Regions from separate parts of the Homo sapiens genome. Here regions 1 and 3 are each linked to region 2. Evidence: chromatin loops called from intact Hi-C (ENCODE). Cell type or tissue: sigmoid colon. All regions are shown on one strand. Links, peaks and the distances in the headings refer to the core of each region. The heading gives the core; the rest is flanking DNA.

Evidence for each region. Hi-C counts contacts between places; a loop is a spot of excess contacts. Peaks named below come from ENCODE experiments on the same cell type or tissue, not always from the same donor. Only the 100,000 strongest peaks of a DNase experiment are listed, where the experiment ranks them.
Region 1: a loop joins it to region 2, with 2.6 times the contacts of the local background. A loop is called at or near these places in 2 of 110 quality-filtered maps.
Region 3: it touches region 2 in a loop (6-fold over the local background); 3 of 110 quality-filtered maps call a loop at or near these places.

What each region holds. Positions count from the first base shown.
Region 1 is chr21:35,386,793-35,394,668 of GRCh38, forward strand. The region is part of intron 2 of LOC100506403 (a long non-coding RNA gene); the gene reads right to left. Among named protein-coding and RNA genes, the nearest start is that of MIR802, 330 kb to the right of the region's middle. In sigmoid colon, for the core only: no CTCF peak of the experiment used is centred there; a DNase peak (open chromatin) is centred at 3,389.
Region 2 is chr21:35,319,763-35,327,638 of GRCh38, forward strand. No RefSeq gene overlaps it. Among named protein-coding and RNA genes, the nearest start is that of RUNX1, 270 kb to the left of the region's middle. In sigmoid colon, for the core only: no CTCF peak of the experiment used is centred there; DNase peaks (open chromatin) are centred at 3,966, 4,389 and 4,829; H3K27ac peaks cover 511 bases.
Region 3 is chr21:35,201,444-35,209,319 of GRCh38, forward strand. No RefSeq gene overlaps it. Among named protein-coding and RNA genes, the nearest start is that of RUNX1, 160 kb to the left of the region's middle. In sigmoid colon, for the core only: no CTCF peak of the experiment used is centred there; DNase peaks (open chromatin) are centred at 2,358, 3,998, 4,929 and 5,895; H3K4me3 peaks cover 587 bases; H3K27ac peaks cover 2,711 bases.

The DNA.
Region 1 (7,876 bases), core at 1,239-6,238, 67 kb after region 2:
CTCTAGTGTATGGAACCCACTGCCTCACTGCCTTGCATATTAACACATTTCATTTGTGAAAAGTTGAGACTATTTTGGATAGCCGCGATGAGTCAGCAAGTACTTTCCTATATTAAGTTGAAATCTAGTGCCATGAAGGTTTCCACCTCTTGGTTTTGCTTTAAACACTTGGAGGAAATTCAGCATAGATCTGACTTTCTTTCCCCATGGAGAGTGGTTCATAATGAACACAAATATTAGGCCCCTTTCTCTCACCTCCTCACTCTGTTTCTTTAATCAACCTTCATTGGAGAGGAGTTTTCTAATTACTTCAGTTTCCAATTTGCTACACAGCATGAGAACCACCTAGGGAGATTTTTGATATTTTTAAAGATCTTCTTCAACTGTGAAATCATTCCATCAATCAGACAAAACTACAGAAAGTAATACTTGTCTTTAAGTCTATTTTGTTGATATTCATATAGCCACTTCTGTTTTCCTGTGATTACTATTTGCATGTTTTAGCTTGTCTATCCTTTTTGTTTAACCTAGCCTTGCCCGTATATTTAAAGTGAATCTCTTGAAAACAACATATAGTTGGAGTTTCGCTTTTTTTAAAAAAAGGCCTTATAATTTTTGTATTTTAAGTAAATGCCTTCATATTTAATAAAATGATTGTATAAAATGATTGTATGGCTGAGTCTCCTAACATTCTATTTGTCTTCTTTTGTCTCAGAAGTTCATTGTTTCTTTTTTTCTCTCTTTCACATCTCCTTTTGGATTCAATTTGTATTTTATAATATGCTCTTATCTTCCCTTTTGGATATTTAGAACACCACATATTATTTTTCAGTAGTTGCTCTAAGGATTATGATATTTGTCTTTAGCACAATATAATGTATCTTGAATTAATAACACATCATATAAAAAACTAACAAAAGTATAATTTCATTTACCTTCTCCCATCCATTGTGTTACTATTGCCATATATTTTTCTACATATGTTATAAACCACACATTTTTATCATTTTTATTATTCTTGCCTACAGAGAAATTAATAATTGAGAAAAGAGCAACTTTTATATTTTCCCACATATTTATAAGGTATGTTACTCTTCATTTCTTCCTGAATATCCAGATTTCCATCTGGTAACATTTGTCTTCCACTTGCATAATTTCCTTTAACATTCTTTAAAGTATAGGTCTACTATTGACACGTTCTCTCAGTTTTGGTTACCTGAAAAATGTTCTCATCTTGCTTTTATTTTCACAGGCTATATCTGCTATATGTAGAATTCTATGTTAATCTTGTTGTTGCTTCTTCAGCATTGTAGAGATATTATTCCATTGTCTCCTGGTTTATACTGTTTTTGCAAGAAGCCTAAAATAATTCTTATCATTCTTCCTGTGTATCTAATTTGGTTTTTTTCCTCTGGATGCTTTAAATTTTCTCTTTAGTTTTTATCAATTTTATTATAATGCTCCTAAAAATTACTTTGTTTTGTATTTTTTTGTCTGGGATTATTTGAGCTTCTTGAATCTGCAGATTGACATTTTTAGTCAAATTTGGAAATGACTTGATCTTTTATCCTTCCTTTTTTTCTTATCTTCTCCAACCTCTCTCCTTATTTTTTAGGATTTCAATTATAAATATATTAGATCACCTGATATTGTGCCACAGGTCACTGAAGCTCTCATCATATTTTTTCAATCTCCTCCTCTCCTTCTCCTTCTCCTCCATCTCAGTGTTTCAGTTTGGGTGGTTTCCATGGACCTCTATGTTAATTCACCCTTTTTTTTCGTACTGCATTTTCCAATCCCCATTAAGGCCATCCTGGGAAATTTCTATTTCTGCTATTTTATTTTTAAGTTATAGAAATTTTATCTTGTTCTTTTTGATAGTTTTCATTTATCAGCTGGTAGTTCCCACCTGTTCATTCATTATGTTGATATTTTCCTTTAAAATTGGAACTTCAACTTTGGTTCATTAGCACCCCAACATCTCTTAATACTATGTGTCCTCAGGATTCTCCATTCTCACAGTCCCTAGCAACTATATTCTGCCTGGCCTCATGGAGTCTTATCTGCCCATACAGAGCTTAGTATGTCACTCAAAACTCCAGGGAATCCCTATGCTGATATATAGAACTCCTTCTCTGTGAGGTTCCCCTCTATCTAGTGCCTCAACCAACAAACTCAGTTACTAATGCTGATCCAGCCTCTGGTCTGTTTCCCCCGCCCAGTGTTGGTTCTGCTTCCTTGTGTCACAGGTTGGAAAGCATACCCAGGCAAAAGACTGAGTTGAATGTGGGGTTCACTTTATGTGTCTCCCTTCTTTTGAGGAGCACAGCCTTGCATTAACTGTAGAGTTTAATATCTGAAAATAGTTGCCTCAGGTATTTTCCTTACTTTCATGAATTGGCAACTATGTCTAAAACTCATTAATTCATCACGGCTGCAACTGGACATCTCATTTAGCATTTTATTAATAGTAGTGTAGCTAAAAGGTTATCTATAAATATTCTACTTCATTCAGCTTTTTATTGTAGTAGGTTTCTTTAATTTGGTATTCCAAAGACAATATGATCCTTAAGCTTTCAAATACCATTGTATAGAACAAATGTTTATCAAATGGTCATAAAATAAATTAATGAACAAAAGTAAATGTAATTTTGTTTTGTTATTTCTAAAAGCTTTTCACTTTTCATTATTTCCCAACTGAATTTGCATTTTTAGGTTTGCTTTCTCCTTAGCTTAATCTGTTTCTGTTCTGTTTCTCCTGGTGGAGGCTGGGATAAGGATGTAAGGTCAACACTCATAGAGTTTCCAGTCTAGAGACATAAAGGGGCCAATTAAAACAATAAGAATATAGTCTGTATCAGTGGGACCACTGAATGAGACCTTATCTCTAAATAATAATAATATTTTTTAAAGTATTTGTAAGAGAATCTTATCACTTAATACAGTGAACACTAAACATACAATGAACACTTAACAAATGTATAAAAGATTGGTCTTTTGCTCCTATTTTAGTTTTAAAACTCAGTTATTGGAAAAGGCATAAGTTAACTAAGGAAAATCAAAGCTTTGTTTTACTTGTATTTTGCATGCTACATGGAAATTGTCACAATAAGAAAATATTTATGAGATTAAATTGACTTAAGAGCAAAGATACATTGTTTTTTAAGTACCCTATCAAGTTATTTTCAGAATATAGACTGGGAATATGCCCTGGAAAAACATCCAACTATTTAAACCTACAGTAATTTACATTGATTTCTGTTGCCAGCTATTGCTGCTCAATGCTCAACATTACATCCTGTGTTGAGGTGAGTAAGGTAATGAAGCATTAAGTCAGGCCTGGACTGAAGAACAGGCCCCATTTTGGCTGCATGCCCATGAATGAACATATGTTAGGGCACAGCCAAACTGGCAGTGTCTGGCATTTCTTCCTGGCGGTCGCCACAGCTGACCTTTTTTTTTTTTTTTTTTTGTAATACTGTGAATGTGTGCGTGTTCCAATAACTCAGCTTAAGTTACGCCTTGGAGATGCAAGACAGATCTTTGGCTTGTCTCTAGCTGAGCTTTCCCTTCAAAATTTCTGGCATGCTTTAGAATGAAGACTTAGACATAATTTGAGACACATCTTTTATTAGGACCCAACCATGAGTTGGTCAAATATAATAAACTTCCTTCTCCCACAGATAGTAAATGGATCTTCAACTCTACTAGCACATTTACCAGTCTGATGAGACATGTTTTAAATTTTCCAGGAGAAGGGACCTCTATCTATCAGGCAGCTGTCCTGGGAGCTCTGCCCTGACTCATAAGTACCACGAAACTTACTAAACTCACAGCCTCTCAGAGAGGTTTCCATAAACTGACCTACTTTTTTCAGCAGTCATTTCACAGAAATACTAATGTTTAGGTGGTGATTTTGTATTGTCATCTAGGTGGACATTTATAAATATATTTTCAATTGTAGGATAAGACCAGGCTCAAGAATAAAGTTGATCAGCTTCCAGCATGTTCCTAAATGTCTAGACATTCACACTTCTTTGTAAAGAAATCCTTTATATTAAAAAAAGTAAGACATAGAAGCCCAATAGGCAGGAGAAGAGAATGATTCTTTTGGGAACCAAAGGATCCAGAAACTTTAATGTCTTCTTTTCTCGTCCACAGATGGTTACAAACACAATTGTAAAGAAAATTGATTTCCAGTGGCATCTGTCTCCTACTTCCAGGCCCCTTTCCTCATGCATTGGTTCTGTTTCCCAACTACCTCTTCCATCTTCCCTTCAGGCAACCTCTGTATTGCCATGCTCCCTTATCTTTTATCAAAACCTTTTCTTAGACAAGGTCATTATATCAGTCATTCACACCTTAGTATGAACTAAAGTAGATGTCTTACCTTGATAATTATATTGTACACCACCTTCCTCCACTAGAAGGAATTTCTACTATCGGAGTATAAAGAGTTATTTAAGATAAAGGAGGAATTTCTTAGCACCACTGAACCTGAAAACTTACTCTCCTAATACATAAGACCATCTCTGGACTACCCTAACCATTTACTCTTGTATTCAATCTCTTGGCCAATACTTAGGATAAAATTAATTCTGGGACAACAGTCTTGAGCATGATGAATATGGTATTTGCCACAGGGGTTCAGAGGAGGAAGACAGCCCTTCTGGTTGAAAAAATCCTGGAATTCTTTATGGAGGAAGTAAGATTAGTACTGAACCTTGAAATGTACATCCTAGAATCTCCCTCTGTTTCTGCAGCTGTAAAATGTTTGTGGTGAGATTTGACTAGAACAAGGTGCCTAGAAGAACCTGACCAAGACGCTCTACTGGTTGACTGCTGGAGTTTGGAATTTGTAGAGAAGATAGAATTACAGGTAAATTTTGGCCTCACTGTGTCATTTTTAGAGGCCACCTTCAAAATATCCAGCTAAGTGCACGTTTTTCTCCTGTTGTTCCATGTGCACCAATCAACATTTCCTTTGGGGTAAATCCCCTTAAGGCTACCTCTGGGAACTGGGAGAGGCTGTGTAGCCCTCTCTCATTGATTCATCCCTAGACCTGATCCCATAGTTGATGGGCAGACAGTAGCCTGAGAGATGCTAAGAGTTGGGAAAGGTAAATAAAGTAACAAAGAGACAGATGATGACAATGTAAAAGCCAGTGCAGACAACGTACGCACATCTATTTATCACATTTTTATTGAGTGTCTCTATGCTGCATGCTGGTGTGATAGTATCTGTTGTGGGTTGAATTGTCATGGGTTCAACAAAATTCATATGTTGAAAGTCTAACCCCCAGTACCTCAGAATGTGACTAATTTAGAAATGGGGCGATTATAGATGTAATTAGTCCAGATGAGGTCTTGCGACTGGCCCCTAATTCAGTATGACTTATAAAACGGGGAAATTTGAACACAGAAACACACACACTCAGGGAGAATGCCACATGAAGATGAAGACAGAGATGGGGTGATATGTCTAGAATCCAAGAAACACAAAAGATTGCCAGCAGCCTTCAGAAGCTAGGAAAGAGCCTGGAACACATTCTCCCTCACAGCCTTAGAAGGAACCAACCCTCTAATGCTTTAATATCAGACTTCTGACCTCAAGACAATACATTTCCTTTTTTAAGCCACCCAGTTTGTGGTGTGGCAGCCCCAGGAAACTAATCCAGCATCAAATAAAATATAGTTCCTCTCTTGGGGCACTCATAGCCTGAAGAGAGCCAGGAGAACTTTGATAGGGGCTGGAGGAGAGCAGGGAGGTAACCCTACCGTGTGGTGTGAGTGTGCAGGAGTTGGGAGGGGGTATCCAGAGGGCCATTTCTGGAAGGTAAGGGGGAAGAGCACTGGATGAAGAGTGAAGAGGGCCAAGCTTAGTTCAAGCTTTGCCACTCTCTGGGTGACCTCGGGACATCACTACTTCTTGGAACTACAGTCTCCTAAAGCAGTAGATAAAAGGTTCCTAAACTAATGCATTAAAGGTTAGGATAAATGAGGTCATTTCTAAGTTCCTCCAGCTCCACTATTCACCTCGCTCTATGTCTGTCCCAGGGACATTGCTAAAGCTGAGGAGGTTCAAATGGAAGGCAAGAGTTTCCAAAATAATCTCTGAAGCCTTTTTAAAATTCACTGAGGGCTAGCTCTGGGCATATCTTGGGTATGAACATTTCATTGTCCGTTGGCTTCATTTTATTACTCTGCTTTCTTGTCTCTGGCTGTGCACGGGACTGAAATTGCTCACTCTGTGAGGCTGGGTCTATGGACGTAAAATTCTCTTTAAACAGCATGCAGCACAGCATGCCATGGAGCTAGATGTCTTGGAAAGGCCTCTCTGTTGATTATTTTCAAGAATGGCTTCAGACTATCATCTGGTTGGTATTTCTTTTTTTCTTCTTCTTCTTCTTCTTCTTTTTTTTTTTTTTTTGAGACAGAGTCTCACTCTGTCGCCCAGGCTGGAGTGCAGTGGCACGATCTCGGCTCACTGCAACCTCCAACTCCCTGGTTCAAGCGATTCTCCTGCCTCAGCCTCCCAAGTAGCTGGGATTACAGGCATGCGCCACCACTCCCAGCTAACTTTTGTATTTTTAGTAGAGATGGGGTTTCACCATGTTGGCCAGGATGGTCTCAATCTCCTGATCTCGTGATCCGCCCACCTCAGCCTCCTAAAGTGCTGGGATTACAGATGTAAGCCACCGTGCCGGGCCAACCTGGTTGGTATTTCTAAGACTTTTGTATTGCTCAAGATCACCCTTGAAAATTACAACTCTCCTTCTAGTCCACCATCCAGCACTCCTTCCCCAGAACATTATCACCCTCTGGCCCATTATATACTGTATCATATGTGATATTTACTTTCTGTCTCCCTTGCTGATAATGTCAGCTCCAGAAAGGTAGGACTTTTTAGCTGCTTTGATCACTGGTGTATCCTCAGTGAGAAATGACTGCTACGGTTTCAATGTCCCCTCCAAAACTCCTGTTGAAACTTAATTCCCAATGTGGTAGTATTGAGAAATGGGGCCTTTAAGAGGTGATTGGGTCATGAAGGCTCTGCACTCATGAGTGGATTAATCCACCCATGGATTAATGGATTGATGGGTTAATGGATTAATAGCTTATTGTGGGAGTCTGACTGGAGGCCTTCTAAGAAGAGGAAGAGGGACCAAAGCAAGTAGGTGAGCACCCTCAGCTCCCTGGCCACATGAGGCTCTGTGCCACATCAGGACTCTACATAGAGTCCCCACCAGCAAGAAGGCCCTCACCAGATGTGGCCCCTTGACCTTGGACTTCTCAACCTCTATAACTGCAAAAAATAAATTCCTTTTCTTTATAAACTGTTTCAGGTATTCTGTTATAAGCAACAGAAAATGGACTAAGACAATGAAAAAGAGGATCTCTTAAACATACATCTGCAACTGGAAGAAGTCCCAGCCCCCTGGCACCCAGCCTAGGACTTGGCATTTGATAAATGCTCAGTGACTGTTGAGTGAACACATGATTGCCCATCGCTCCACACAGATTTAGTCTTCACTGAGAATTCCATATGTACAGACATGGATTAAATAATTGAGAAAGTGAAAGGACTTAATCAAGTTCATGTTAATTAAAGGTGAGAACTTACATTCTCTGTCTTGGTAACCAACCTGCACAGTCTTAAAAAGCAGAACACTAGAAACACCTTGGTAGAAATTAAGCACAGAAAGAACTATTAAAGAGCATTTGCGCTGAGGGATCTTGGCCCTAGTAGAATGTGGGGCCAGAATTCTAAGATGGTCCCCAAGATACCCTCTCTTGGTGTATGTAAGCCCTATAAAATCCCTTCCTCCAAGTATCAGCAGAACCTTCGAATACGATAAGGTATCAGTCCTGGAAT
Region 2 (7,876 bases), core at 1,658-6,657:
CGAAGAGATGATGGTGATGCCAGCTTGGAGCAGGCTGAGAGCTGTCGGCATGGAGATGTGGCCACGCCCCACTATGTGTCAGTGAAATTGGAATTAGTGTCTCCAAGGCTATTCCTGCTGTCCTTCCTGTTCGGCTTCCCACGTCCCTCCCCACTTCTCCTGCCTCGGCTTGGGATGCTCTTCCCTCTCATTTTCACTTTCAAAATTCCACCTTACCCTTCAGTGCTCTCAGAAGTTATCGTCCCCCTTGGCAAAGTCTTCCCTGATTGTTGTGGCCGGATATAATTTGCCTAGGCTTGGAAACCTTACAGCACTGACTCTACATGCCATCTGCATATGCAGCATTTAGCACACTGCCTGAAATCTGATTGAACTTGGTCTTCTGTATTGCATGGAGAACCACTAGATGACTTGGGCCTCATAAACATCTTCTTGTACCCTCTTTCAGGGTTAGCACCTAGTCCACTATCTTACATATGAGTACTCAAAACTATTTGTTGAAGGAACAAAGGACTGTCTCTGTGCTTGCTGGTGTGTATCGTTCTCTTCATTTAACATCTCATTTTTATTTGCATAACCCCACCTCTTTGAATATCATTTGCTAACCAACTCTATGGAGGAAATACAAAACTATTCTTTTAAACATAGGATCTGTCCCTGGTGGGCTGCACTTGGCAGCAGCAATGGTCTGAAACCTCCAAAGACTTGGTAAGAGCTGTGGGGAAGTGCAAAGAGTGTTCAATTAACTCTCCTTACTCAAAGTAAATGGAGGTACTTAAGCCAACAGCCGTATATTCTCAATTGCTCTTATGACCAGACTGTGAACTCCTTAAACACGATTTATTCATCTCAGTTCGTGCAACACGGCATGTGCCTGGTGCACAGTAGGCTCTCCAGACATGTTGGTTGAATGGATAAATCATAATATGAGCATTGAGCCTTCTGCTGGGCCCACTTGGAAGGCAATAAACCGCATAGTGGTAGCTCACCCCGGAATTACGGAGTCCTCTGAGAGGCAGGTCTCACCACCATGGAGAAGGTAGCACTACCATTTTACTGCACAGTCTTCCCAAATTTATGCGTTAAAAGTGTGCAGCAAGTAGGTAAAAATGCAAAGATAAACCTGATCAATTGTTTCTGTCTTACCCATCACCTGCCACCACGGAGAGTCATTGTTTTCTGTCTACTGCTTTCATTCATCTTTTTCCTTGCCCTGGAGCCGTTTTTCAGGGTTCCTGGCAAGGGGCCACCCTCCTTCCCTCATCCGATCAGGCCAGAAGACAGCGTGAGTTGCTCTTTTCCCTTTTTCTTCTTTGTTTTCTTTTGTAAAGAGTTTCCATGCATGTTATTTGTAAATATCAGTACTATGTGTTTTTTGGCATTAGCTTAGAGTATCTAATTTGTGATATCTTCCAGTTCATTACTTATAGTCTTAATTTCAGGAGCAAAAATGAGAGGATCTCTAGGCAGGAAGCTGTAAACGAGGCTCCATGTGCAGTACATGTTTGGCCCAGGTCTTCCATGAGTATTCTACGTTTGCTACCATCCCTGAAATAAGTGCTTCCTTCCTCCTCTTTTTTTCCTCGTGGTGAGGGGAGGGGAGGGGGTTCCTCCTATTTTCTGCAACTGTTTACTTAAGCAGGCATCAATAATTCAGGACATCAGCTCCATTTCTGAAAGCCCAGGTGAGGGCAAAGGGCTTAGCACCAGGCCAGCGGCTCATTTACTCACTCCTGCAGGACTCCACAGAGATTGCACCAGGCTCCTGCCCGGCCAGACCTCAGCCACACTTGAAGAGGGGAAGACGGTAAGCATTGACTTCAGAGTTCAGATCTCCTTTGTTTTCTTTCCTTAGCTACTTACCAGTTTCCCTGAACCTATGAAGATGCCAGAGGCCGTCTCTGGAGTGAGGCCTCTCTGTTGGTTTTGAGCTGCAGCATGCCACCCAGAGCAGCCTCTGATCCCAGCCTCAGACCCAGGCTTCTGAAACCAGACCAGGTAAGGAGAATTTGAATTTATTCCTTAATCTGACAAATGTTTATGAGACTCAAAGATGAAAATGTGGCTGTGACTTAAGAGAGGCAGAATTAAAGCCTGAGCTATACTTTCTTTATACCTAAGGTCAGAAGGCGACCGAGACATGGTCTCACATCTGGGATATGTGTAAGTTTCAGGACTGCAGGGATCTACGTAAACAGGTATTTATAGCCTCTTCCTCCTGAAATGATTCAAGGTGCTGGGTCTCTTTGTTCTGCAATTGAGTCTGGTTTCTCCAAGAAGTCCTCAAACATCTCTCCTTAAGTTCAAAATGTCTCCTTGAAAATAAAACCTAACTGGTCTGAGACATTATTTGGGATTTCTAGTTCAAAATGTGAGAAATGACTCCTACTGCCAGGATAAAGGCACAAGTACATTTGTCCATCTCTGCCACCCTTTCCACCCCCAGCCCTACATGCCCCACTCCTACCTTCAGCCGGGTCACTTGTAACCTCTGACTGGGGAGGGTCATCTCTATTTTCAAAAATATCCAGAGAAGACTCAAGAACGTTCCTTGATATCTCCACTCTCTCATGCAATGATCCTCAACAGCAACACAAACTTCTTATACCCCAAAACACTCAGACCACTTTTGAGAGCTCTTCCTCTCTTTCATCTCTCCCAATCAATCAACGATGGATCATTTGCCACCATTCTTCTGATAGTCACAATTTGATTAACTCAAAGGCGTTTTACAGTTGTGTTTATAGTTCTGCTTCCATGAACTCTCTCCTGCAGTTGCTTAACTAATCTTTCCCTGCCCCAGACTTTGTCTAGTCCAGTGTATACTGCAAAGTATTGCCAGTCTAATCTCTCTATGACAGTTCTGATCAAGCCACTCCCCAACCCATCCCACTCCAAACACCCTACCCCCATCAAAGGTATATGGCTGGTAAGTGACCTGAGCGAGATCTCTCTAGGAGACCCACTGATACTCATGCCTTACGCCGAGCTCTCGGAATTTTCCGAGCATCTCTTTTGCTCTCTGGTGTCTCCACCATTCACCTCTTAAGACTCTCTCAACCCAGCAGGCTACCCTCCGTTCGCATTTCTACCTGTCAAGATCCTATCCATTCACTGAGCGTCACAGGAGAATTGTAGTTTATTACATAGGGTCCTTGGCCTACTTGCTCATAGTAGGTCTAGCTGGGAAGAGAGACATAAACACAGACATTTGAATGCATACAGTGCTTTGGGGGCTGCTAAGGGGACAGAGCATAGGAGCCCTTAGCCTTTGTAGAGATGACATTTAAACAGCTTCTTGCTGGGCAGGAAAAAGTTGGCCATATAAAGAAGTTGGTGGAAGGGTATTGCAGATAAAGGGAACCACATCAGCAAAGGAAACTAAAAAGTGTTCATTAGAGAACATAGTATGCAGTCAAGACGGGCCCAAGCCATTATCAAGAACTTCCCACATAGCAAGAAGGCTTGGCACCACACTCTTTGCTTGGCCTACCTTGTTTGACTCACCTCATACCCTGTAAGGTGGATACTGTTAGCATCGAAGCTGTTTTACAGATGAAGACACTGAGACACAAAGAAATGGAGTAACAGCCAGGTTCACACAGATAGCAAGTTAAGTGTGGAGCCCAGCTTTGAACCCAGGAATCTGACTACAAAAACTGAACTCTACATAGCTATTCCTCTTCAGCTGAGAATGCAGTTACAGAAAAAGGCCAAGGTGCCTTCAAAGTTCTGTAGTTAGTGGGTTCCAGGTGTGGCTTTGCATCAGTTACTTGTGCCACGGACACTTTCTCGGTTTTAGTTTCTTCATCTATAGCCGTGTTTCCCAACAGGGAGTGATTGTACCCTGCCCCCCGCCCCGGGGCACATTTGGCAATATCAGGATACATTTTGGATGGATATAGTGGAGGTGGGGTGGGGGAGCGCTATACAACCAGTGGGCAGAAGCCAAGGATGCTGCTCAACATTGTGCAATGGATAGCAACAGGGCCCCCACCACAAAGAATGATCTGACCCCAGTATCAACAGCACTGAGGCTGAGAACATCTGCTTTATGGAGGAGGCTTAAGACCCACACATGCACCCCACATCACTGACTATTCTAAGTGTTCCAGGAGCTAACGTGCACAAAACTCCCGTGGCAGAAACTATTGGCTGAAACTGCAAAGTTCCCAGGGGGACTCGATCCTCTTGGGTGGATCTTCTTCGAGTTTACTTCAATGACAAGATCCACGTCCTCCATGAACCCCGTGTTTTCTTCAAATAAAGTCCTGCAGGCCCACGTGGCTGCCTGGGCTGCTGGCAGCAGCCTCTTAGCTCCCGCTGCACTGGGTTTTCTCTTGGAGGTTGCACCCCTTGCCGTGACTGTGTTTCATCTCGCCTGTTCCTGGCATTGCCTCTGACAGCTGGACTTACTGAGAGACCAGGCCCCAGATGAAAATTCTCAGCACGGCCCCACCATGCTCCCTGGCCCAACCCAGGCTGGAGTAAGACAGTCAGACATTTCTTCTCTGCTTAGTATTCATCTTTCTTTCCCCAGTTATCTGTATTTACTTTGAAAATCATTTCCTCTGTTTTACTCGGTTTGCCTTTGAGCCCAATTGCCTGCTCAGTTCCCTGTCCCTTCTGTTTATTTCTACTTCTCATTTTTCCCATTGATCAGATGCCCTGGAAATATAGCAGGAACAGTGTGTTCCCTGTAATATTTGGTTACACTTAATATTTCTCAGCAAAATGTAGCCTTGGAACACCAAGCGGTAAAAATCCAGGCCTGCTCTGCTTACACTGGACATCGGCTTCAGCACAGGCTCCGATTCATTTCGGATCTATTCCCTCCTTAAAGGGGAGTCACACCCAGCCTACAGCAGGAAGGTGCCTCAGCAGGCGAACTGCCAAGCATGTGCACAGAAAGCTGTTTCCTCAAATAAGTGCACGGCTATAACACAGTAGGTGCTTGACTGAATAAAGATACGGCACCCTGTGAAAGTGCCAGATGAATATGCTGTCGAATCCCACAACTCTTCCGTAAACACAGTTTTTCTAGATCAGCCTTTGCCATCAGGGCTACTAATCCTAATTTTCCCTGATGCCACTTTATGATTATGTGACTCAAACTGAGAACTAATGAAACTCTTTCGTGCCACAGTCGTCCTTACAGGCCCCTTTGGTGAGCGGATGAAAGCTATGCAACTTTTCTCCAGAACTGCCTTGCCTGCCTCACAGAATATTCTGAATGTTCTGGGCACTAATGTGGATGAAACTCATTACTTAGGAATGCATTTGCCAGAGACTATTGGCTTAAACCGCAGTCTCTGAGGGGACCCAGTCCTCCTGGGTGGCTCTTCTCTGTGTTTGCTTCAGTGATAGAATCCTCTTTCTACATGAACCCTGTGTTTTCTTTAGAATACAATATTTAGTTAACCCTCAGCAGGGTCCCACCCACGAAACCCATGGTTTCAAACTTAAGAACCAGTCTCTACCTTCTTGGTTTAGAAAATACCACTAGGAAATACCGTGAGTGAAGCATTGTTTAGTTACGGTAACAGAAATCAACAGCAACACAACAACACAAACTCTTACTCAAACCCATCAACAGTTCCCACCCAAAGTTTCTCTTTGGGCATAAAGATATATTTTCTTGTGTGGCTTTAAAAAGCCAGGAATATGTATATGACAAAGAAAGACACTGAAAAGCAAGAGATGAGGAAACAAATTGAAAACCAAGGTTTTTGAGGAAGCGTATCCTCACCTCTCACCTAACGGAACAGGGTTAATAAGTGGCCCATCAGCACTGAGAAAGTTATAGGGGCAGCTCTGAACTAAAGTCTCAAATATAGTATGATGTGAACGTGACCATACACGCCCCAGGTAGAGTTCTGGCAGCAACCCGCTAGACCACAGACCCCTCGCAACAACCAGATCTTTGTCTTGGTCCTGTTCTCTTCCACTAGGTTGAAGAGTATTCAGTTCTGTGTATCTGTATCACTACCCCTACCCCAGCCTTCTAAGGAGGTGGGACACTTCATCTGCTGAGCCAGCAACTAGACCTTCATCATGACGTGTGGGGAGGGGGCTGATGGAGCTCCCAAGTTTTGCTCAGAAAAAGGGAGTGGGTAAGGGATGAATGGGAGAGAGAACCACTCAAGGTGAAAAGAGTGGAGGATGGGAAACCTGCATACAGAGACAGGAGCAAGGGAAGCCATGGAGAGGATTTCTTAAATTAAAGCTCCCCTTTACTTGGGCTTCTAGAAGCCTCCATGTCATTTAAAGTGATTAGAACTGGAGAGAGAAAGACACAAAGTGGCCAGATAGTCAAAATGTCAAATTCTTTTGAACTATGCCGTTATCTGCAACTGAGATATTTTCACTTCTGTGCTGCTTGGAGGATGCAGATAAAATCCACCCACTTTATCTGGTAAGAGGTCCCAGTCCTCTTCATGGCTGAAAAGAATCAGCACCATACACACGTGTGGATTTCTCTTCCTTTCCTCTCCATCTGAGCAAGGCAGGAACTCATGGTTTAAGCAAGAGAAAGAAACAAAGTGAGAAATGAAGAATCATGGGCAGTGTGGGGCAGGTGTGGAGGGATGCAGTTTATACACAGAGAAGATTTGCAGACCCAGGACCCAGGGTCAAGGAAGAGCACGTCTTTCCCCAGCTCTTCTGCCTCTCCACTCACCATGGCAGGGGAGAGATTTTCCACAGAGACGAGCCCATAATGGAGGCAATAACCCTCTCCAGCGCAGGACTCTGCACCTCCAAGGCACCCTTTCTGATCATCTCAGAGGGAGAAAAGCCAAGCCCTTTTCTTTTCACATCCTCCTGTCTTTCATCCCCTCTGTGCCTTGATTTCAAAGCCTTTCTGAAACAAATGTGAAGTTGAAAGGATAGATTTCAATTATTTTATTTTGTAAAGGTTAAAAAGGTTCTTGTAAATGACTGATGCAAATACTGGAAACCCAGTTAAAACAACTGGATACCAGATGGCAAAGGAGAGTGGTTTACTGTAAAGTGTTATGGAGTAGGAGCTCATTTACAAGAAGCAATTACACAAACAGCCCTGAGCATCCAAGATCCCATAAAAGAGTGGCTGGGGTGAAAGTGCAGGATTGGCTGAGCACGTATGATTTCCACATCCCAATGTGAACTGTGCAATTGTTATCTTACCTGTTGCCCTTCCACTGGGCTACGATTCTAAGTCTAGGCTGGCCTGCCAAGAAGCACAGTCACAGCCCTAAACAGAGATGCTTGCACTTTCTCCATCACTTAGTGGCCTAGGGGAGTTTCCTCATAGGAGAACTTTAACAATACAAGGAGTGTAGGCAGCTGGCATCATTGTATTGAAGCCTGGGGAACTTGGTTTTTATCTCAGGTCAAGAGAACAGGAGAAAATCCCTTTACAATCTGGATGCCTTTTTTCTCTCATTATAATAAATTGAGAATGAGCACAATACACTTTACTGTCCATGTTCAATCCTAGGTATGCTCTTGCATGCATGTAGACACTGTATGCAAATCACAAAAGCAAATCATGAAGCTGTAGCTGAGAATTTGACATTGTAGTTTCTTGCTCTACACACCCATCAGGTCTGGGCTGACCTGGCTGCCCTCCTCCATGTTAAACCTCCTGGTGCCCATTTCAGTGCCCTGAGGCCAAGTCTCTGCCTCCAAGTGCCATGACCTCCCCAAGGTCAGCCTTCTGGTTTATCTTACCTTGGCTAGACCGGGTAAACCTTTACATCTGGTAATCAACTTGACTGTGATCTGTGCTGGGAAGAGACCATGCACTCACTCCAGAACACAATCACAGGGCAGGTGGTAACATGTGCTTTTGGGGAGGCTTTCTATAAACCCATACATATCCCAGGCATTACTC
Region 3 (7,876 bases), core at 1,451-6,450, 120 kb before region 2:
TTACCGCCTCTCTGCCTTGCATATTCTGTTTCACAATATTGAACTCTTAGCTGTCTCAAACCTACCAGTCCTTCAGCCTCCAGGCCTCTGCACGCATGGTTGATTGGCCCCAGGTTGCCTGTTCTCTGCAAAGGTGGACTCTTAGTTGTCTTTTTTGTCTCTGCCCCTCTTCTCTTCCTGGGATTCTCTAGGCAGGCTCAAGACCCTCCCTCTGGGCTTTGACTTTGCCTGGAACAAACCTGCTAGAGTGACTATCAACTCATATCATAGTTCTTCTCTTTCCCTCTCTAAATACCTATATGCAGACATAGACATGTCCATATGTAACATATAACACATGTTATTCACTGAGTTTTTACTGGGGTAAGTATATTTTTAAAATACATGTGTATATGTTCTGTATTCTCCATTACTTTTTGAAACAACCTAATAAGGTAGAATTATCCCCATTTCACAAGTGAGAAAATTCACTTACCCAATCCCTTTCCACTAATGGGGCTGGGCTTGAGCTGAAAGTTATCTGACACCACAGCCTTGGTCTGCCCACAATGCCCATAGCTTTCTCCCCAGAGCCTAAGCTCCCTTAGAGTACATTCTATAGCTTTGAGTTTTTGTGTCTTGCACCTAGCACAGTGTTCAGTACAGAGTAATTGCTCCCTAAATATTTATTGAACAAATACATTTTAATACTATTCATTCATTCATTATTAATGATGTGCAAAATTTCTATGTCTAGCTTCCTAAGTGTGTCTCCATAGGCCCAATCTTTCAATAGCAATAATAGCAATATTTTCATAGCACTTACCATGTACCAGGTACTGTTATAAGTACAAATATCAACTTTTTTGATCCTCACAACCCAATGAGGTAGGTACCACTTTTTTCTCCATTTTACAGAGGGAAAAACCAAGGCTTCAAGTAGTTAGTTCAATTTTTGAAGCTCACACAGCTAGCAAGTGACAGAACTGGGGTTTGAACTCAGGTGTCTTGGCTCCAGAGAGCCTCTGTTCCCCAAGACTGCATGACACTGCCTTCCTCAACCCTTCAGACTCAGGTTCCAGGCCCAGTGAATGATGTTCAGTGATGACTATGAACTGTTTTCTACCACTAAAAAGAGACATAATCAAGAACATCTACTTTGTATTGCTTAGTAGAGAAAAGCAACCTCTTAAATCCAGTACTCTTAGTGACTAAGCTAATATTCAGAGGAAATTTGGCAACCTCCTTCTAACATACTGAAGGCAAAGGGTAATAAAAACATAAAAGGAAAAGTATCCAAAAAGAAAGTAGATAACTAGGTGTTTGAGAAAAACAAAAATAAAGAAGTTTTTGTTGTTGTTGTTTGTTTTTTTTAGATCAAGAAAATATTGGGAAACTGCTACTGAAAGAGGATTGATGTTGGCATAAAGGGAGAGATCTTCTGTATCTCAAAGGAAATTTGCCTTTTAATCCAAAGTCAAGAAAGCCCATAAACTTACCCTAGAATCAAGAAGGAATCAACTAAATTATATCAGAATTCTTAGATCCGAAGAAGGTCATTTTCAGTAAGTGGATACTTGCAGGCTTAAATGAAATGTGAAAAATTTTGAAGGAAAATGTGATCAGGAAGTCAAAGTAAGCTTTTGACACTGCCTGCCACTCCCCACTCCCCACAGACACCCTCCCCTCGAAAAGAAAAGGAATAATTTTTTCCACTGCTTCATGAAGGGGACAAAGTCCTTTGCGACTTCTTTGCCTTAGAATACTATTAATCTTTTGTTGTTGTGTTCCTTTAGAATACTATTAATCTTATAAAACTGTGCCTCTGACCACAGGGTGGATTCCAGCATTAAACTACCAATGCTTTACAGAGAATCGTGAGAAACACTCAGGGAAGAGGTAATTCTACTCAAGGGTCATCCTTTTTCCTTGCCAATTTTTTTTTTCTTTATCAGCATTTGAAAGAAAACCAGATATTTTCTTTCCTGAAAGTTGATGACTTCAGGTGGGGAACAAGCATCTGTGGCAGATGGACTCTTGAAACGCAGTGAAATATCCTGTCTTCCTATAAATGTTTATGGGAGCAGGAGAACTGAAGAAGAAAAACACAGCAAAATGTTGCATGACTCACAGTCCGAACTGCTTCTAAATAAAGCATTTCTCAGAGTTTCCCATGAGGTGATTTGAGTGATCAGGCAGCAGGGTCCCTGTGAGTGGAGCAAGCACATTTTTAAAATACAAAAAGGTATATCCAACAGTCACTCAGGAGAATCGTTCTGTTGTTTTCGATGTTTAAGAAAATGTATGTCTAAGATGAGAGTATCAGATCATGTATATCATGTCCTGTTCCATATGTGGCCAGAGCGTCCCAGCAGTTCTTGGCTCGGCCACTTTGCAGATGATGATCAGCAGGACGTTTCATATTGACTCACAGACTTTCCTCTAATAGAGCATCTCCAAGTGATGATAATTAAGTTTAATTTTAGATCGTGTGTGCTGGACCTGGGAATGTTTTTAAAGTGGTAGCAAGCTCCATTGACTTTGGCAGTTGAGTTTTGAAAGGAAGGTCTTATGTCTTAGACTACCTCCATACTGTTCAGTCCCTTTATACTCCAGAAAATTATGAATTTGGAATCAACTGGGGAGAAATCCTTCGTCAGACTACTGTGCAAACGGTAGACACTCCTGCCCTTGACTGTCAGCCTCGCAGATGGAAACGTGGCCACCCTTCTTCATATTCAAGGCTCTCTGACTAGAAAGTCAGAAAGTGGCTACAGCCCTTCCAGCCAAGCTAGAGGAGTGGAAAAGTAAAGTCTAGAGGGCTTGAGCTTGTCAGGAACCACGGTTAGAACAATTCCTAGATTCTCTATGCAGCTTACCAGTGACGGTCTTCTATGACCTCATAACAGATTGGCAAAATTACATTAGGTGACTCAACCATTTCTGGGTACTGGTATTGAGTAGCGGTATAAAGACGAAATGATTGTATCAGGGAATAATTACTACCTAGAACGTGTTCAACTCTCTATATGTGCAGCAGACATGTGGTCAAATGAGCTGACTTGTTCTGGGTCATCAGATTTAAAAACTACAGGATACCCACTTAAATATAAATTTTAGATAAACATGAATACATTTTTAGCATACATGTACTCCATGTAATATTTTATCATTCATTGTTTACCTGAACATTAAACAAAATTAGTTGCTTCTCCGAAATTTCAATTTAACTGGACATCTGTATTTTAAATGGCAAGCTTCTAAGATGCACGAGCTTTTCTGAGCTACTATTTTATCAAAACACATTCTGAATGTTTTCCTGCAAGAACTGGGGAATCTAGAGAAAATGCATCAAAAATAATTTAACATTAGCAAGAAAACGGCCACTTTGGAAGGGCTTGTCTCAGTCACTGACACATACTGTAAACCTGTACCCCCGGAAAACCAGCAGGAGAGAAAAGTAAAAGCAACATGATGGTTGAGTGGATCCTATTGTGACCTAACACTTCCACCCAGACAGAATCCGAGTTCCCTGCCCGTAATTTTGAGCTTCAGGTTCCAGTTTCCTCTTTTTCTTTACTAGGTTTCGCTGCCTCCTGTAGGGGGAAATAAGGGAAAAGAGATAACGAAAGAAAGAAAGAAAAAAAAAAGGGCCGGCAATTTCATGTACATTTGTTTTGGCATTCGCTGAATTCTAGAGATGAAAACAATCTCCTGCTTTTAATTCAGTCCACGTGCAACAAAGTTGTACGTTGGGAGATCTGGCTTTTAATAAGAACGATTAACAAGCGTTTTTGATCACAGGAAGTTGAGAAGAGTCGCTGCTTCTAAGAATACAATAAACATTGACTAGCAGTTAGACGGTCCATCTTTCTCTATCAGCCGTTTAGCAGCCTCTACTTTGATTTGGGGCAAATGCGAGATGGGACCAGGAGAGAGCTCCCCACACCCCCACCACCACGTGGGCAGTGGTTCTGTTCCAGAGCGCCTTCCTTCCTGTCCAGGGAGGCAGGCTGCTGAGGCCGTTTCTGGGCAAGAGGCCATTGTCGGGATATTTGCTTTAGATAGCTTGCAGCTGGGCTGAGTGGGTGTTTCATTCAGACTCAACACAGGCAGCTCCCACCGTCTCTACTGTTTCAGGCTAGTGGAAGCTAGGGGCCTTTTGATTTATAAAGAGCTCTCTGTGCCTCCAGTTACATTTTAGGAAGCAAAGCCGTGATAAATGAAGCTCTGGCTGCTGATCTCCTGGATACACACACACACACACACACACACACACACACACACACACACACACGGCCTACACACCTTTTCCCCTGTAGCACAGAGGCTTTCACCACCAGGAGATTTAACCCTGGCCTAGGGTAGCCACGTGGGCATCCGTGTTCATCCGACATCCTCTTACATCAGAGCTTGCCCTGAATAGGGCAAAATCAAAGTGTGGAGCTTGTTGGTTTTTTATGTGGTATAGATATTCTTATATTTATCACATTTCCAATTTGAGGTCATCGACCACCATGGAAGGAACTGTGCTGGCATTTCTGGGCAAAGCCTAAAGTTGATTCTTCTTTTCCTACAGACAATTGTTTTCATGTGTGCTGGGAATGAATGCATTCTGAGGATGAGGGGTGGGGAATTCTACACGCAGGGAACTCAGGAGTCTTATTTTCTTTATTTTCTTATCCTGAGCTACAAATGACTGCTTAATTGGGAGAGACTACAATTACAAGAGTTCACTGAGGGAAGCATGAAAACAAAGTGAACCAGAAAAATAGAAACCCAGACTTCTCAGTTCCTGTTTATCCTATTTTTAATCTCCACATCTCAGTTGCTCTCTTTCTTGCTTCTTTTGCCTTGCTGGAATTCATACACACACCTGGCTTTCCATTTGCCTTGGGGACAGTGAGGAGGTGGAGCCCAAGAGTGGGAGGGCCCTGCTGCCTGCCGGTGGGGAGAGCTGGTGTCCGCTGGAAGAGGCAGACCTACAGAAAGCTCGGCCGTGTCTAACTCAAAGGTGTTGGCAGCACATGAATGATGACTTCTCCTCTCTTAACTGCCTGGGCTAGGAGACTTTCGCATGTCCGGACAAGTGGGAAGAAGGAAGGTCGGGGTGGAGGTGACCATGAGATTGTGGACGAATGTTCAGACTGACCAAGGCCTGAAGAGGTCTGAACGCCTGTGTTCTTCAGCCCTCCTCCCCCTCCTCTCTCTGTGTCTCTGACTCTCTTCTCTCCCCTCCCCTCCCTCTGTCTCCTTCCTTCCTTCCTTTCTTTCCTTCCTTCCTCCCTCCTCCTCCTTCCTTCCTTCCCTCTTTCCCTTTCTCCCTCCCTCCTTCCTTCCTTCCTTCCCCTCCCTTCCTCCTTCCCTCCCTTCCTTCCTTCTGTCCTTCTTTCCTTCCTTCCTTCCACACATGTTTAGGAAATGCCTGCCACCAGCAGTCTCCACATTAGGTTCCAACTATACCAAAGGAATCTGTGCCTTCCAAAACCTTCCCAGGGACAGAAACCACTCACAAGGGATGCCTCTGCCATTTCACCATGCGGGTGCCCACACCACCACAACACACTTCAATTTGTGAAAACACTTTTTCTTCCCTATCAGAGTGAAATAGTGCATACCCTTGTGTGGCTCTGCAACTGAAAGAGACAAAAGGGAATCACACCGGGAAAATCACACATTCTGGAATAAAGAGGGAAATGTAGAAACTGGGATCTTAAAGCCTCGGGGGAGAGGACCCTGGGGCCCGGGCTCTCTGGGCAGCACCCAGGCCTGGGGAGGAGCTGTTTCCAGTCGGTCTCCCTGCAGACCCTGAGTGCTGAGGGGAGGGTTGGCCTGTCTCCTTGGCCCCTGTGTGCCCAGCACCAGCATTTGTGCTGGGAACCTCCCAGGCACCACTCTGTGTTAAGGACGTGCCAGGAGAGACCTGGGAGGAGACGACCCCGGGGCTGGGTAGGTGTCCAGCTCCTTCCTGGTTATCTTCCACCCAGCACAGAGGACATCCTGTAACTCAGTTGCTCCTCACAGGGTCACATTTAGCCTCCCACGGGCTCTGCCACTCACAGTGCTCCTGTCAGGAAGCGGGGTTTGTTCCCTGAGATCGCCAGTCCGGGAGTCTCTCCAGGACCCCTGCGGGTGTCCGGGTGTGGCTTTGGCTGCCCTGTTCCCTGAGCCTGGTGTATCATCATGTGAGAACTGTTACTAGTTTCCATCTCAGGGAAAGGATAACCATGCCCCTAACACCCTGGCAGGACCAGATCTACCTTTCTGTCTAATATGACCCCTTCATCTGAGAGCTGGAACTTTCTGGAACCTTCTAGAGCCTTGTACAGGCTCTGGAGCCTACTGCGGACGCAGAACTAGTAATAGATTTGCTCAGTTCCTGCAGCTTTAGCTGTGGGGCACTCAGAAATTGCTGTGCTATGTGGGCTTAAATAATTTGAATAGACATGAATATATTTAATAAAAACAATCTGCTTTATCGAATTATTTCCATTTTTGTTCTCATTTATTTCCTTTAGCCCCAGATAATGTTAAAATAAACTACTGATGTATAATTAACTTTAGATGTTATAGTATCTTGAGCCAAGCTGATTTCGACGACAGTGAAGAACATTTTGAAGTAGTTTTATGATTTTTCACAGCACAACAGATTTTTATAAGAAGAAAAAAAAGCTTTAAAAATGCTGGCAGTGTTGTTTAGCTCCTCCAACACAAGCACCCACCACAGTAAAGCCCACAAATTCACAGTGGGCTGAAAAGTGGTTTCTGGAACTCTTTTAAACCTTGGCTAACTTTCGGGGGCTCCCAAAGGACAAGATTACTTCATGTCAAAGCAAAAATTCTCCTGACTCTGTAAACAGCCCACGGTTCTGGGAAATATGAAAAACGTAGATCAAAAATGAAGTTGTGTTGTGTTTGGAGAGGCTTTCCGTGATCACGAACCCTCCGTCCCGTGGGATCCACACTACTCCCGGGTTTTTGAGGTCCTCCTCGTCCTCGGGGTCACTGTATCCCTCTTTACCTTCTTCCTCAGAACACCCATTGCCAAATAGAAAACACCAATGATGATACTACTACCAGCCCAGAAGGCTGATTAAATCTGCATACCCTTCTTTGGAGCTTAAACCGTGCTGTGCATTTTCACGGTAAATAGTTTTGTGTTTTGTGGCATATATACAAACTTGGCAAGTAAAGACAAAAGTCACCAAAGACCTCATTTCCCACTAGTTTTGTAACAAAAAGCCAAATTGATATTCTCTTTTCTCCTTCCTACCGCACAAACGATACTCCCTTCATCTTATAGCATAGGTAAGTGTCAACACCCCTCTCACCAAGAATATTTTGTGGCTCAGCAAAAATCAAGTGAACTTAAAATATATTCTGATCCCACCAGGTAAGAAGAAAATGTTTAACATAACACAGTATTCCACCAGAATAAGCTGAGCTGGGGTTTTTTTCCCCGTCGTAGAATTCATGTTGGGAAGGTGGGTGTGAGTGATGATTCACTCACAAAGTGAGGCATGTGATAAAGAAAAGATTGTATCCTAGAATTTTAAACCTTATCTAATAAATTATCCAGACAAAGGGGCTCAGGGCTTTTTGGCAGGATCCTGTACTTCCATTAGAAGCCCAAAAAGCTCAAAGAAAAGAAACTACAGTGTATTCCATTCGTTCCTTTGGCAACTCGGATCTTCCCTTGTTTTAAACCAAACAAACATTCGCAAGGAAAACCAGCTGCTTTTACAATGAATAAACCCATTACCTCAACTCCTTTACTCAATACCATTACAGAGGTATTTTTACTTGTCAGATTTTCTGTTTCAGAGAAGCTTGGATATTTTCAGTATGCTGTCAATACAGACAAAACAGAGCTGGTTTTAGCAACAGCACCAGATGT